Linked DNA regions of Homo sapiens: region 2 is linked to region 1. Evidence: chromatin loops called from intact Hi-C (ENCODE). Cell type or tissue: ascending aorta. All regions are shown on one strand.

Region 1 (8,000 bases):
TTATACTCTGTTTAACTTCACTGAGGGGCCCATATTTTTTGGAGAAGATAAATCATGCTTCCATATAACTTGACTTAGGGGAACAGCAGTCAAAACTCACAAAGAGAAATACACCCAGTTTCCTTGGATTAGGGGTAAAAAAAAAACACACACCCACACCGTCAACCAAGACATCTGTCACCCGTACCTCTTACCAAGCAGTGGTAGCCACCAGTGCACCCAGCCCAGGGCAGGTGGGCTAAGTGAGGGGCTGGGCCATGAGAGTGCACTCTCCTCTGCCCCTGGTCACTGTCCTCTGGCCGTTCTGGAACAATGGGGATTGAGCGCTGTCGACCTGACAACACCCCTAGCATGGGAGGGCTGCCACCTGTGCCATCTTGGCTGTCATCATTGGAAACACAATCTCCTGTGGATCTTTTCTAAAAGGAGCTCCAGGCCCCACTGCCAAAGGGTCTCCAGACGCACATAAGAAATTTAAAAAGGGGGAAAAATAGTCACGCAAGAAATCCATGCATACAGCAGCTGAAGTCATCAATTATTTATTGAATGAGGGAACCTTAGCCATGGCCCATCTGGAAGGGCCAGACTTAGGTCTCAAGCTGTGCCCTGCAGGTCAACAGCAGGAGCTCTTCTGACCTGATAGGAGTCTCTGAACTCAACTCAGGGTCACAGGAGTGCACTTTTAACGTTCAGTGGAGGCAACTGCACATGCGTCACCTCCACAAATTAAGGGCACAGCGCTGCCTCCCACATCCCATACCCAGACCTGGTATGTTACGATGCACAAAATCATGTACAGGACTTAAAAAAAAAAAAAAGGAGATTGAGATAATAGCTTTACAGTGGAGAAAGACGGACTCGATCTTAGCCAAGTGATCAAAGTTAACCCCACCAATAATAAGATAAATTCACATGATGTGCCCTCCTAATCCGCTGTGCTGACAACAACAGTGGGTCCTGAGCATTCCCGCCCAAAGTGCCCAACTCCAATCAGGAAAAAACACAGGACAAACTGAACTGAGGGCCATTCTACAAAATGACTCATCTGCTCTCTTCAAAAACATCAATGTCATGGTACAAAGGAGGACAAGAAACGGTTCCAGATTAAAGATGACTAAAGAGACAAGGAAACCAGAGGCAACGCAGAATCCGAAGTTTCTTTTGCTATAAAGGATCTTATTGGGACTACTGGCAAAATCAGTAAGATCTGAATATTAGATATGATTATCAATGTTAATTTCCTGACCTTGATACTTGTCTTATGTGAAAGAATGGGCACTGTGTTTAGGAAAAATTAACTCCTCCATCCCTAAATACTTTAGCCTTATATATTTGCAAATATCTCAGAGGGATCTGAAGATTATATACTCTGTGCGTGTGTTTCTGTATATGAGAGAAACACAAGCAAATGTGGTAAAATGTCATTTGGAGAGGCTAGGTAAAGGGTAATTAGAAATTCTTTGTTCCATTCTTACAACTCTTCTGTAAGTCTGTAATTATGTCAAAAGAAAAAGTTAAAGGGAAAAAAAAAATAGACATGAATGGCCACAGTGATTGTGTTCAAGTTTTAGAATCAAGATTGACTGATATTTTCCCAGAGAACCCAAATTTTTGCAATGTGATTTCATTACTCTTTAAGGTAAACTACCAAAAATAAAGTAAGAGTCACAGCATGTCAGGGGCGCTTCAGATGGAAAGACAGGCGGGTCAGGCAGGGCAAGGTCCCAGGCCTCCTTCTGTCTCTGCTGTTGGCTGCTGCAGAGGAAGTGGCCACCGAGAACCCACCCTGTCTCTACCCAGGCTCAAGTATCCAAACCCCAGGCCAGCATGGTCAGCGCTGCCCAGGGGCAGGCTCTGTACCTGCTGCTGTGTGCCAGAGAATTCCACACGGCCACAGTACAGTCCAGAAACCAGCCAGAACCAGCCCGTGGGCAAGGGAACAGACCTGAAAGTCACAAAGCTTGGCGTGCCCTCCCTGATGGCCCAAGGTCAGGGCTGGCCACGCCGGAGCTGGGGGCTGCCCTCCTCCCCCCAGGCAGCCTGTCTCTGCAGGCCGGCTCCGGGACACACTGTCTTCAAAATCCCCATCCATGCTCCTTACAGCCAGTGGACAGCCTCGCCTTGGAGATGTGGCCAGATGGGCTGCCTCTTAAGTCCTCGTCCATGCTCCTTACAGCCAATGGGCAGATTCACCTTGGAGATGCTGCCCTTCTGGCCTCTCTCTGGAGAAGACAAAAAACTCAGTAACTTCCCCAAAAAGCTCCTGCTTTATGTACTGAACTTGTACTTCCCACTAAAATCAATTATTAATAAGATTTAATAGGCCTCTTGCCTCAGGTATCATTTCCAGCTAATTTTTACTCCCCCATGAGGAGAGTATGGTGGCTGCACAAGTCACGTTTGCACACTGTATCCATGATCATTCTGCCAGCTTTCCTCTTTTTTTTTTTTTTTTTTGAAACAGTCTTGCTCTGTCGCCCAGGCTAGAGTGAAGTGGCATGATCTCAGCTCACTGCAACCTCCGCCTCGTGGGATCAAGTGATTTTCGTGCCTTAGCCTCCTGAGTAGCTGCGACCACAGGTGCACGCCACCACACCTGGCTAACTTTTTGTATTTTTGGTAGAGACGGGGTTTCACCATGTTGGCCAGGGTGGTCTCGAATGCCAGACCTCAAATGATCCGCTCGCCTCGGCCTCCTGAAGTGCTGGGATTATAGGCGTGAGCCCCTGCACCCAGCCTTTCTGAGAATTTTCACAGGACATATGTCCAGCAGGCCTCGGCATTACCTTCTACTCCAGAAAATTCAGCTCAGAAGCCAATGCTCCAGGAGAGGGTTTCCCAGAGCACACCAAGCAAGATTTAAGTGCCCTCTCTCTCTGAGCCAGCACAGGGTCCATCTCTCTGGGGGGTTGGTCCCCACCAGACTGCAAGTACTGGGAGGGGATGGTTATCCCCTTGGCTCTGCAGCCAGCGGCTGCTGCAGAACACGTGTTGGACTAAATAAAGCTAGACTTAAATTCTGCCTTCACGTCGCAAGTTTACATCTGACACCAACAACGTAAGACCACCAGGGCCAGCACGCATTCTCAACATACTTTCCAAAGCTGGAAAAAAGCACAGCCAAGTCACTCAGAAAAGCCTCTCTTGATTTGGCTTCTGGATAAAAAAGAGTCTCCCTGTCGTGCCAGATGGGGTCAACTACTCGGTGAAAACAGAGGCCCATTCCACAGGCACCACTGCTGAGCCTCTGAGTTCCCAGGACAGGGCTGTCCGAGGACACAACACTGACAGCCATGTGCAGACCCCCGACCTGGGCGAGGATACCGCCCTCTGAGACTCAGTCGCCTGTCTACAAAAAAGGAAAAGATACCACATTACCGTGACCATCTAGTCTAATGAAAATGCCACCAGGATCAAAGACCATAACGCAAAGCCCTCTGTTTGCACCTTAGTCCGAACAAGCACCCAGGATACACTCGCTGTTGTTTGTTTGTTTGTTTTAAGGCAGGATCTCACTCTGCCTCCCAGGCTGGAGTGCAGTCTTGACCTCCTGGACTCCAGCCGTCCTGCCACGTCAGCTTCTCAAGTAGCTGTGACTGTAGGCACGCACCATCACACCCAGCTAAAGTTTTTTTTGTTTTGTTTTTTTGAGACGGAGTCTTGCTCTGTCATCCAGCTGGAGTGCAGTGGTGCGATCTGGGCTCACTGCAACCTCCGTTCCCTGGTTTAAGCATTTTTCCTGCCTCAGCTTCCCGAGTAGCTGGGATTAGAGGCATGCGCCACCACGCCCAGCTGATTTTTGTATTCTTTAGTAGATATGGGGTTTCACTATGTTGGCCAGGCTGGTCTAGAACTCCTAATCTCAAATGATCTGCCCGCCTTGGCCTCCCAAAGTGCTAGGATTACAGGTGTGAGCCACGGCGCCTGGCCCCAGCTACGTTTTTTGATTTTTTGTAGAGAAGAGAGCCCACTATGTTATTTTATTTTTTGTAGAGATGTTATGTATGTTGCCCATGCTGGTCTTGAACTTCTGAGCTCAAGCAATCCTCCTGCCTTGGCCTCCCAAAGTCGTGGGATTACAGGTGTGAGCCACTGTGAGCCCAGCCGGCTGCTGTTTAGAAGTGCATCACAAAGGATGCCTTGAGGGGCTTGGGGAACATCTCAGGGAAGAAGCTGCACGGAGAACGGTCCAGTCATCCTTCTATTTCGAGCCAACAGCAGCCCCGTGGAAGGAAAGGTGACTAAATGAGAAGGAATGTGACTCAGAGGGAGGCGCTCTGGAGGCCTCTGTGCCTACCCCAGGAGGGGCTGGCCTCTAGGTGGAGTCCCTACCAGTCCGGAGGCTCCCGCCCAAACCTTCCCCATCCTCTCTGGGAAGGGAGGGCGTGAGGAGGTGGTCCCCTGGAAGCCACCTCCCCAGCCCTGAGGTTCACACCACCTCAGTCTCAGGGGTCCGGGGGTGGCCCCAGTTAAAACATGGGTTTCCAGACCAGTGAAGCACTCAGAAGCACAGCCCTTCTCCTTGCCCGTTCTGTGTCCCCTGGCAGAGGGTGGGTCTGGTATCTGTGTAGCAGGTCCTGACCCCACCCAAGCAGCAGCAGTGTCCCAGCACCCCCGCCTTCCTGACCCACCGGCACTCTTTCCCACCAAGACGCCTTGAGATCCCCAAAACACGTCTCCACTGCTGCCCCAAGTCTGCCCCCAAAGGTTTGGCCTTCGCCACCTGTTACTGCCCAGGCTTGACACACAGCCATGAGTTCCGCCGTCGCCACGTCAGCAGATCTCTGCCAATGTGTGCCTGCCCTTGAACATTTCCCCCAGCTCTAGGCAAACAAAGCCCTCTCCTTAGCAACAGCTCACTGGGCAAAACCCAAAGATGACCCGACCTGGCGCACCTCCAGCACTCCAGGTCTTGGCTCATGACCATGGGACTGCGACAGAAATTACCTTCAACCCTCACGTCACCACCCATCACCCAAGCTGCGACACCAATACATCAGCAGGAGAAATGAGGCGGATTGCAAACAGCTGCCGAGTTCCAAGATAAAGAGTTTTATTTTGGTGGCTAAGGGGAAAAGTAGAGAAAAGCCGCCAACATTTTTACCAACAGCATAATTATATGAGAGAAAACTCCCTCCTTTAAGATTCCTACGCTGCCCTGACAGCAATTTAAGCAGCTGAGAAAAGATGGTGAAGACAAAGTCATTACGGCAGGATCCCGTCTCCTTCCTGTACACACGCCTGACTCTCTGTAATGACAATGAAAGAAAGCTCTGCGGGCATATGGCAGGGGAGCCACCTCCGTGTGCAACAGCAGTTGCATCAAGTCTTTAGTGCAGGATTTAGCTGTCTTAAAGATCCTATTAACCAGAGACAATTTCCATCCCAGGCTCCAGGCAGAGCTGGGAGCTTTCCTTCAGAAACGAGGGCGAAGAACCTCCAACAGTAAGTTTTCTGCGGGCGCTGGAACTTCCAGCCCAAAGCCTTCAGCAAATCACTCCATGGGGAAATCTAGTCCTGTCAGCTTTAAACTGGCCACCTTGCATTAACAGGGACTCTCGCAGCTGGGGTGTGGGTAATCTCAATGCACAGCTCTGCTACTATATGAGTTCACTCAAATGATCCCCTTGTTTCTGCTCTTATGCCTTCCAAGCCATTTTCCAGAGACACCCAGGAGGATTCTCACTGGAAACTGAAATGTGATCCTAGCCCAGTGTCTGGAAGCTCTCCAGCAACGCCCAGTGCCTTCGTGGTCAAGATCCGGGTCTGCCCTCACAGGGCCACAACCGCACTGGCTCCTGCCCTGGGTACAGCCCCTCGGCCTCCAGACCTTTCCCCAGATGCCCCATGGCTGGCCTCCTCCTGCCACGCCAATCTCAGCCTCCCCACAGAGAACCACTCCCTGTGTTCTCACCAAAGGGTCCCCTCAGTCCAAAGTATCTCTCTGGTCTTAATGTTTGTGTCCCCCTGCAAATTCCTATGCTGAAAGCCTCATCCCCAAGGTGGTGGTATTAGAGGGTGAGGCCTTTGAGTGGTAATTAGATGATGAGGGTGGAGCACTCATGAACGGGATTAGTGCCTGATGAAAGAGCTCTTTTGGCCAAGGCTCGGTGGCTAATGCCTGTAATCCTAGCACTTTGGGAGGCCGAGGTAAGTGGATCACCTGAGGTCAGGAGTTCGAGACCAGCCTGGCCAACACAGCGAAACCTCATCTCTACTAAAAATACAAAAATTTGTCGAGCGTGGTAAACTTTGATCCAGCAATCCCTGTAATCTCAGCTACCCGGGAGACTGAGGCAGGAGAAAATACAAAAATTTGCCAAGTGTGCTGGTAATCGGCTGTAATCCCAGCTACTTGGGAGGATGAGGCAGGAGAATCGCTTGAACCTGGGAGGTGGAGGTTGCGGTGAGCCGAGATCACACCACTGCACTCCAGCCTGGGCAATCGAGCAAAATTTTATTTAAAAAAAAAAAAAAAAAAAAAAAGGAAGATCTCATTTGACCCTTCCACATAGCGAGAGAGTACCGTCTCTGAACCAGAACTTGGGCCCTCATCAGACATCGAATCTGCTGGCATCTTGGTCTTGGATTTCCCAAGAATTGTGAGAATTAAATTTCTGTTGCTATGAGCCACCTGCTTATGGAATTTTGTTATAGTAGCCAAAGCAGACTAAGACAACATGCTCTCCACTTGACACTGAGAAAGCCAGGCCCTCAGGGAGGGGGCTCCGCCTCTAGAACACAAGTTCAGTGGGAGCGCGGCCACTGCACCTGCGGATCCTGAGGAACAGTCCACGACACACACGTGCGCCCACACACACGATCTCTGAATGGATGGATGACTGAGTCTGAAGAGATCATGAGCCAGCCCTGATTCTTCAGCCCTAACTTCAACCTTGAAAGGAAAATTTGGGCAATTTCTTTCTTTTTTTTTTTTTTTTTGAGACAGAGTCTCGTTCTGTCACCCAGGCTAGAGTGCAGTGGTGTGATCTCAGCTCCCTGCAACTTCCAACTCCTGGGTTCAAGCGAGTCTCCCGCCTCAGCCTCCCGAGTACCTGGGATTATAGCCTGCCACCATGCCCGGTTAATTTTTGTATTTTTAGTAGAGACGGGGTTTCGCCATGTTGCCCAGGCTGGTCTTGAACTCCTGACCTCAGGTGATTCGCCCACCTCCAGCTCCCAAAGTGCTGGGATTACAAGCATGAGCCACCGCGCCCAGCCAAGGGACATTACTTCTTAAGTACAGAAGCATCAGTGAAGGTCAGTGGCATGATGCGCTGGGCCGTCCTCCACAGGTTATTATAAAGAAGACATCCATGAGGACGAATGTCCACACCTGCCAGGAAACACTCCCCCAGTCCCCCTGAAGGGCAAAGGTCTGTCTTCCAAAGAGCCTGGGCCTGCTCCTTTTGTCATTCTACTGGCCCAACACCCACTCACATGTCTCTCATCCCCCCACTTAGTCCTCATTTTCTCGAGTCCTTCAGTTTGACCAACAATCAGACCCCACATCTAGGAGTGTGCTGAATAACTCAGCTTTGTTTAAGCACAAGAGGTCTCTGGGATGCTTCAACGCCGACTCCCACAGCATGCCACAACATGCCTTGTGGCCAGGCGGCCTGACTGCAGCTCACAGCATGTACATGCTCTCTCTCACTGGTGGACAGCTTATGTGGCTTTACAAATTTTCTTGATTTACAAGAACTGTGCTTCCTTGTCTCCCAACCCAGTTCTGCCCTCTGGAACCGGTTGCCTCCCCATTTCCTGGAACAATACTCCAAGGACAGGTGCTTCTTCTCTGGGCTCAGCAGCCTCGGGTGCCTGAGTTACTTTCCTGCACCGTCCATTCCCACCTCCTTCGGTGAGCTCTTCAAATGGTCAAGGCACAGCTCACATCCGGCCCTGGAATCTGACCCAGGACGCCAGCCCACAGAGAACTGTCCAGGATGCTTGAGAGCCTATGGAGCCACCAAGAGCTAAACTGAAAAGGGACAAAAGAT
Region 2 (8,000 bases), 180 kb before region 1:
GATATTATGATAAACACAAAGACACATCTTATTCACGAATGTCTGTGCTTTATTAAAATAGATTTATCTCCAAGTTAGGGCTGGCTCCTTAACACATTGCTTTCCTACTTAATAATATAAGGAAGATTTCTTGTCTCTAATCCTGATTTCGGTGATTGAAATCCCACAGACAGACTCAAAACTATATCATAAGAACAAAGTGTCACAAAAAGAAAGTCTGTCATATCTCCCAGCTATGGAAATAGAGTTTAGTATACAAGGATGACTGGCATTAAATTCAATGTGGGCTCCAACAAATCTTACCTTTGTGATCAATCATTTCATTCCTAAGAGATGCTGCTGGATTGGTAACCTATCTGCTTATGGACTTCAACTTTTTTCCTGCTGCTTTAGAAAGCCATTTCTTGGTGCCTCTCCATTATTTCCCTGAAATGTTTCTGTGCCACCTCTGATAGCCATCTTTTCTGAGTTTCACTGATAGACTGGATTAGCATAATTCCTTTTATGGCATAAGACCATGCTGTAGTAGAAGAAAAAATCATGATGTTCTTAAAATACATTGTCTTTGGATAGAATATTCTTTGCTTAGGAGAAGGGATTCAAAATGTCAGTAGCTGTGTCCTCCAAGTAAAGCTCTGGAAACATCTATTCCTTTAAATTTGCTCTGCTATAGTTTTTATTGGCTGGAGAGCCTCCATTTGTCCTTCCAGATCCATTCTCCCCCTGCCATGTGCCCCTTGAGACAGATAGACCAGCCAGGACTGCATCAAAGGCTTCTGAGCCCTAAGGTCATCAGTTTAGTTTGGCCAATGAGAGGCCCTGGCAGAGACTGGAGAGAGGAGAAAGGCGTCAGAATATTGACCCTGGCTTGCTCCCTGCTGTGCTTCTCTAGGAAGGCCACTGCTCCTGCCAGGTGGCCCTCCCCAGCACCAACGTCTCTCTCTGCAGGATTTGGTAATGGCACCCTGTCATTGCCAGTCAGGGCTATTTCACCATCCTTGCTGGTTTTCTTCAACCTTGCCCAATACCTTGTAAAATAATCTTAATTTTCCCACTGGAGTATGCTATTTATTTCTGCCTGGAACCCTGACTGACATGCAAGTGTAACAACTACCTCAAAAAATGGGGGACAGTGGTTATTTTGCCTATGACTTGTTTTTAGAAAATATGTTCATCATGAATAGGATTAAAGGCAATGCCTGTAAACTTCATCTGCTGTTCGTGTTTTACTGCCAGAGTTGTAAATTGTTTACATTTTCTTTTTTCTTTTTCTTTTTTTTTGAGACAGAGTCTCTCTCTGTTGCCCAGGCTGGCGTGCCGTGGCATGATCTCTGCTCGCTGTAACCTCTGCTTCCCTAGTTCAAGTGATTCTCCTGCCTCAGCCTCCTGAGTAGCTGGGACTACAAGCATGAGCCACCATGCCCGGCTAATTTTTGTATTTTTAGTAGAGATGGGGTTTCACCATGTTGGCCAGGCTGGTCTCGAACTCCTAGCCTTAAGTGATCCTCTTGCCTTGGCCTCCCAAAGTGCTGGGATTACAGGCATGAACCACCGCGCCTGGCCAAATTGTTTACATTTCCACAAGAACATAAAAGAGGAGGATATGGTTCTGCAATTCAGCTGGTTCTCAAGGCAGGGTTCTGACATCTTGCTAGAGCATCCAGATGTGTGTTATGTGGTGGTCCTCCTAGCATCACGGTAACCCAGGGGCAGATGAATGGAGTACTGACTGGGCCCCAATCTTGTCAGCATCTTCTTTCCCTGACCCCGACCCTGCCAGGAGCATCAGCTCCAGTCAACTCCTTACCTGCTTGCTTCCTTATCCCATTACAGCCCTGCATCCTATCTGCTGACCCTAACATTTCAAGAGAAATCATGCCAGTCTCCTAAAACAAAGTGCTGTAAGGCCAATGCTAATCCCCTGTCCTAAAAGTTTGGCTGAGAAAGTAGCTCATATGATCAGATTATTTTTTGAAGTTTATCTGATTAAATTTGGGTTGAAGTTGGCTGGGCACAGTGGCTCATGCCTGTAATCCCAGCACTTGGGGAGGCCGAGGCGGATGGATCACTGGAGGTCAGGAGTTCGAGACCAGCCTGGCCAACATGGTGAAACCCCGTCTCTACTAAAAACACAGAAATTAGCCAGGCATGGCGTGTGTCTATAGTCTCAGCTACTTGGGAGGCTGAGGCAGGAGAATTGCATGAGCCCAGGAGGCAGAGGTTGCAATGAGCCGAGATCGCACCACTGTACTCCAGCCTGGGCGATGCAGTGAGACTCTGTCATGAAAAAAAAAATTGGTTTGAAGTTGAGTGTATATGGTATTTCTAACTTTCCCCACCCTAGGGATGGATTCTTATTTCAAAAGTGTGGTGAGGCCTAAAAACTGTTCTGGTAAATTCTATTTGCAAGGATCGCTTCTTGAAAAAGCCAATCTTAAAATTAGAGTGGGCACTAATATTTAGTTTCAGTCCACAGATCTTTTATAAAAACATCTATTAGCTTTGAGTCTTTTGGGCCCCAGTGATGCAGATGGAAAGGCTTGGGGGAGGGTCACTGGGTTAGGACTTGAAGTGCTTGTGGTCCAGTTCTTAAAACACAAGTGCTGTAACTTCTCTGTCCCTTCCATCATTTGGAAATAACAGCTGCCTGACAACACTGATAAGGATAAAAATGAGATAATGATGGTGAAGTGAAGTGATCTGCATATTTAAATATCCTAAAAATACAAATGTTTTCTGAAGATTGCCACACGCTGGACAAATTTCAGAAAATATACCTTGTTTTTTCTTAAAAGATTGTTGGCCGGGTGCAGTGGCTCACGCCTGTAATCCCAGCACTTTGGGAGGCCGAGGCGGGTGGATCACGAGGTCAGGAGATCGAGACCATCCTAGCTAACATGGTGAAACCCCGCCTCTACTAACAATACGAAAAATTAGCCGGGCGTGGTGGTGGGCGCCTGTAGTCCCAGCTACTCGGGAGGCTGAGGCAAGAGAATGGCCTGAACCCGGGAGGCGGAGCTTGCAGTCAGCCGAGATCGTGCCACCGCACTCCAGCCTGGGTGACATAGCGAGACTCCATCTCAAAAAAAAAAAAAAAAGATTGTTAAATGCAAAAATTAATGTAAATGTTAGATACAGTTTTCATCTTCATTCATTTATAAGATTTAACGTTTAAAATTCTGTGCAAGATATGCAAATTACAAACTGAAAGAAAAAAAGAATCAAAGAGAAATATCAAACTGTCCTAAGTTCTTTTTTTTTTTGAGACAGGGTCTCATTGTCACCTAGGCTGGAGTGCAGTGGCAGGATCACAGCTCACTGCAGCCTTGACCTCTCCACCTTGGCCTCCCAAAATGTTGGAATTACAGACGTGAGCCGCCCTGCTTGGCCCTTTTTTTTTTTCTTTTTTTTTTTTGAGACAGGGTCTTGCTCTGTAGCCCAGGGTGGAGTGGTTCACTGTAACCTCGACCTCCCAGGGTGACCTCCCACCTCAGCCTCCCACGTAGATGGGACCACAGGTGTGTGCCACCACACCTGGCTAATTTTTTGAATTACTTTTGGTAGAGACAGGGTCTCCCTATGTTTGAGACAGCTGGTCGCGAACTCCTGGGCTCAAGCGATCCTCCCACCTTGGCCTCTCAAAGTGCTGAGGTTCCAGGTGTGAGCCACTGTGCCCAGCCTGTTCTAAATTCTTGAGCAAAGTTTAAATGTGTTAGGTCATTGGACAAAAGTAGTCAGGGTGAAAATATCCTGACGTATAAAATCAAGAAAGTAAAGTTAATCAATTCATTCAACAAATACTTCTTCAGTAACTGTGTGTGCCACGCACCATTCTGGGTACTCAGGATATATCAGTCAAAATATCTCACATATAGGAAAGGTACTTTCTGTTTACTAGGAAGCTGTTAAAGTTCCAAGTAATGAATGAATACCAGCAGCCAATGAGTTAAGGAATTGTAGAATTCATGCATTACCTCTTATGTGGAATCACTGAATAATTTTGTATGTCATAAAAACTACATTTCTTTCTGATTAGCCCCTTTAAAAATTTTAGCTTGTGTATTTTAAACTTACGTCTACTATAAATCTGCCATATTGAAGGTAATATTGAATATTGTGATCTTGGTTACACTGAAACTGTTGTGCAGATTTTTCTCCTTGGTCCACTATTTGAATTTGTAGATAGTTTTTGAAGCAAATAAGTCATTTGCATGAATCACTTTGGTGAATTTAAGAACTACTCAAATGACGTCATGGATACTTTCGAATATTTTGAAATATTTTTAAACTTTGTGGTCTCCGAAATGACTGGAAAGAAAGGAATGAAAAATATTGTGGCATTCCTAACTTCACTACTTTGGAATTACTTTTCGTTAACATCACTTTAGTGTTTGGCAAAAAGGCAGCATATTTTTAATTCCACGAGTATTGTATAATTAAACATGTAATGAAGATTTAGGTTCTAGATTAGTACATTTTGTCTTGTATAAGACTGTGCCAGCCGGGCACGGTGGCTTACGCCTGTAATCCCAGCACTTTGGGAGGCAGAGGTGGCCGGATCCCAAGGTCAATAGTTTGAGGCCAGCCTGGCCAATATGGTGAAACCCTGTCTCTGCTAAAAATACAAAAATTAGCCAGGCGTGGTGGCGTGTGCCTGTAATCCCAGCTACTCAGGAGGCTGAGGCAGGAGAATCGCTTGAACCTGGGAGGCGGAGGTTGCAGTGAGCCAAGATTGCACCATTGCACTCCAGCCTGGGTAACAGAGTGAGACTCCGTCTCAAAAAAAAAAAAAAAAAAAAAAGGCTGTGTGTATGGTATGTGTGTGTATAAGTGTGGGTGTGTAATGTATATGTATGTGTATATATATGTGTGTGTGGGTATGTGTGGTGTGTGTGTGTATATATGTGTGTGTGGTGTGTATGTGTGTGTGTGTTTGGGATGGTGGACGTGTAACCTTGTAAGCATACATATATATATGTGTGTGTGTGTGTGTGTGTGTGTGTATATATTTATTTTTGAGACAGAGTCTTGCTCTGTCGCCCAGGCTGGAGTGCAGTGACATGATCCCAGTTCCCTGCAACCTCTGCCTCCCAGGTTCAAGTGATTCTCATGACTCAGCCTCCAGAGCAGCTGGGATTACAGGCGCCTGCCACCATGCCCAGCTACTTTTTGTATTTTTAGTAGAGAAGGGGTTTCACCATGTTGGCCAAGCTGGTCTCGAACTCCTGGCCTCAAGTAAACATTCTGCCTCGGCCTCCCAAAGTGCTGGGATTACAGGTGTGAGCCACTGCACACGGCTGTCAGCATTGAAATGGGAAGATATTTGCTTATACAAACTATAAACTGGGTCAATATCCACTCTGAGGTGGTTCACATGGGTTAGACTTAGAGCATATTTGAGGTTGACCAGATGTCAACCCTGCTTCTCAGCTTTCCAGGTGTTCTCATTGAGACATGTCTTGCCCCTCAGTGAGTCACTCATTTTTCCCACTGTCTCCAGTCTGCCTTTCTCCTTCCTCCTTGCTCGGCAAATCATATTCACCTGCAAAACACAGTCACTGCCCATCTCTGTTTTCCAAGGGAACTGCATGGCTTGTCTCCTCTGTGTCCTATGCTGGGACATTACTCATTTGATTATTTGATATGGAATTTGCCTCTCTGTCCTGAAACATTCATAAAATTCAATTTTCCACTAACTTGACTAGGGTTTCTTCACCTTTTCTCTGTCACAGCCAGTTCAGAATAATTTTTAAATGCATGACAGAAATGAGATTACAAGGAAGCCAATTAAATTGAAATATAGTTATTAAAATGTTTTTAAAAATCTGTAATATTAATTGAAGTACTTCTTACTCACTTTTTTTTTTCTTTTTTTTGAGACGGAATCTTGCTCTGTTGCCCAGGCTGGAGTACAGTGGTGTGATCTCGACTCACTGCAACCTCCACCTTCCGGGTTCAAACAATTCTCCTGCCTCAGCCTCCCAAGTAGCTGAGATCACAGGCATGCACCACCACACCCGGCTAATTTTTGTATTTTTAGTAGAGACGGGGTTTCACCATGTTGGCCAGGCTGGTCTTGAGCTCCCGACCTCAGGTGATCTGCCCGCCTAGGCCTCCCAAAGTGCTGGGATTACAGGCATGAGCCACTGTACCCAGACATTTTTTTTTTTTGAGACAAAGTCTCACTCTGTCGCCCAGGCTGGAGTGCAGTGGCGTGATCTCAGCTCACTGCAGCCTCCACCTCCCAGGTTCAAGTGATTCTCCTGCCTCAGCCTCCCATGTAGCTAGGACTACAGGTGCACACCACTACATCCAGCTAATTTTTTTTGACTTTTTAGTAGAGACTGGGTTTCACCATGTTGGCCAGGCTGGTCTCGAATTCCTGACCTCATGTGATCCACCTGCCTCTGCCTTCCAAAGTGCTAGGAGTACAGGCGTGAGTGACCACGCTCAGTCCAATTGAAGTACTTTTTTTTTCTGAGACGGAGTCTCGCTCTGTTGCCCAGGCCAGAGTGCAGTGGCGTGATCTTGACTCACTGCAACCTCCACCTCCTGGATTCAAACGATTCTCTTGCCTCAGCCTTCTGAGTAGCTGAGATCACAGGCATGCGCCAGCACACCCGGCTAATTTTTGTATTTTCAGTAGAGATGGGGTTTCACCATGCTGGCCAGGCTGGTCTTGAACTCCTGACCTCAAGTGATCCTCCTGTCTCAGCCTCCCAAAGTACTGGGATTACAGGCGTGAACCACCATGCCTGGCCTGAAGTACTTCTTTAGTAACCTACTCAATAATGTAATATGATCTAAAAAAATCTATGATTTCTACTGGTGTCAGGGCCATAGATGTATTAATACTACCATAGTATGTTGACTACACTGACAATTGTTATAAATACTGCATTTCAGTTAAAAGTTAGAAGAAATAAAGATGTATTTTCTTTCCATCCAAGTTCATGGGCCCCTCCAGGGCATGGAGACCCTAAGTTAGGGATTGTCCTCCACTGGACTGTTGGCCCCTGTTGTAGATACAGCCTTACCTGTCTCTGAATTGCTGTTCTCAGCACAGTACCTGATATGGGGTCATTCCTCAGTAAATGTTACCTGGATTAAATGAAATGCAGAGCGAGGAAACCAACATTTATCAAACACTTAAGAGTATTGCCAGGCCTTTCAGCTCTTGTCTCTTTGGACCCTCAGTAACTGCCAGGGAAATATCACCCAGAATTTTTCAGATGAGGACACTGAGGACACTGGCACTCAGAGAGGACAGCAGGATTTCAACTCAGGGCTGTTTGACTCCAAAGTTCATGCTCTCTCTGCTCACAGCTTTGCCTCTTACAAAACTTCCCCAGATAAGATCACAAGCGAAGTTGTTTCAGATACTTGATGTTTCCAAACTTCTTAAAAAGATACAACAGCCAGGCGCGGTGGCTCACACCTGTAATACCAGCCTGTGATCCCAGCTACTCGGGAGGCTGAGGGAGGAGAATCGCTTGAACCCGGGAGGCGGAGGTTGCAGTGAGCCGAGATTGTGCCATTGCACTCCAGCCTGGGCAACAAGAGCGAAACTCCGTCTCAAAAAAAAAAAAAAAAAAAAAAAGACATAGTACTGGCTGGGTTTAGTGGCTCACGCCTATAATCCCAACACTTTGGGAGACTGGAGGATCACTTGAGCCCAGGAGTTTGAGACCAGCCTGGATAACATGGCGAAACCCTGACTCTATAAAAAATAAAAAAATTGGCCAGGTGTGGTGGTGCGTGTCTATAGTCCCAGCTACCCAGGAGGCTGAGCCTGGGAGGTTGAGGCTGCGGTGAGCTATGATCACAACACTGCACTACAGCCTTGACGACAGAGTGAGACCCTGTCTCAAAAAAAAAAAAAAAAAAAAAAAAAGAGACTCAATACAACTTCAACATTTTTTTTTCCTAATTCCGTAAGTCTAGCTTACAGGGATACTTAGTTGAAAAATCTACAAAAATTTCTTAGTCTGGATATAGAG

What was found. Peaks named below come from ENCODE experiments on the same cell type or tissue, not always from the same donor. Only the 100,000 strongest peaks of a DNase experiment are listed, where the experiment ranks them.
Region 2: it touches region 1 in a loop (3-fold over the local background); 1 of 110 quality-filtered maps calls a loop at or near these places.

Annotation. Positions count from the first base shown.
Region 1 is chr10:125,080,151-125,088,150 of GRCh38, forward strand. The region is part of intron 2 of CTBP2 (C-terminal binding protein 2); the gene reads right to left. Among named protein-coding and RNA genes, the nearest start is that of MIR4296, 51 kb to the left of the region's middle. RefSeq lists enhancers at 1,401-2,229, 2,230-3,057, 4,714-5,541, 7,198-8,000. In ascending aorta, a CTCF peak has its summit at 4,286 (motif pointing right); DNase peaks (open chromatin) are centred at 1,876, 3,581, 4,271 and 4,851; H3K4me3 peaks cover 1,944 bases; H3K27ac peaks cover 6,063 bases.
Region 2 is chr10:124,902,401-124,910,400 of GRCh38, forward strand. No RefSeq gene overlaps it. Among named protein-coding and RNA genes, the nearest start is that of ZRANB1, 36 kb to the right of the region's middle. In ascending aorta, no CTCF peak of the experiment used is centred here; DNase peaks (open chromatin) are centred at 891 and 4,551; H3K27ac peaks cover 2,498 bases.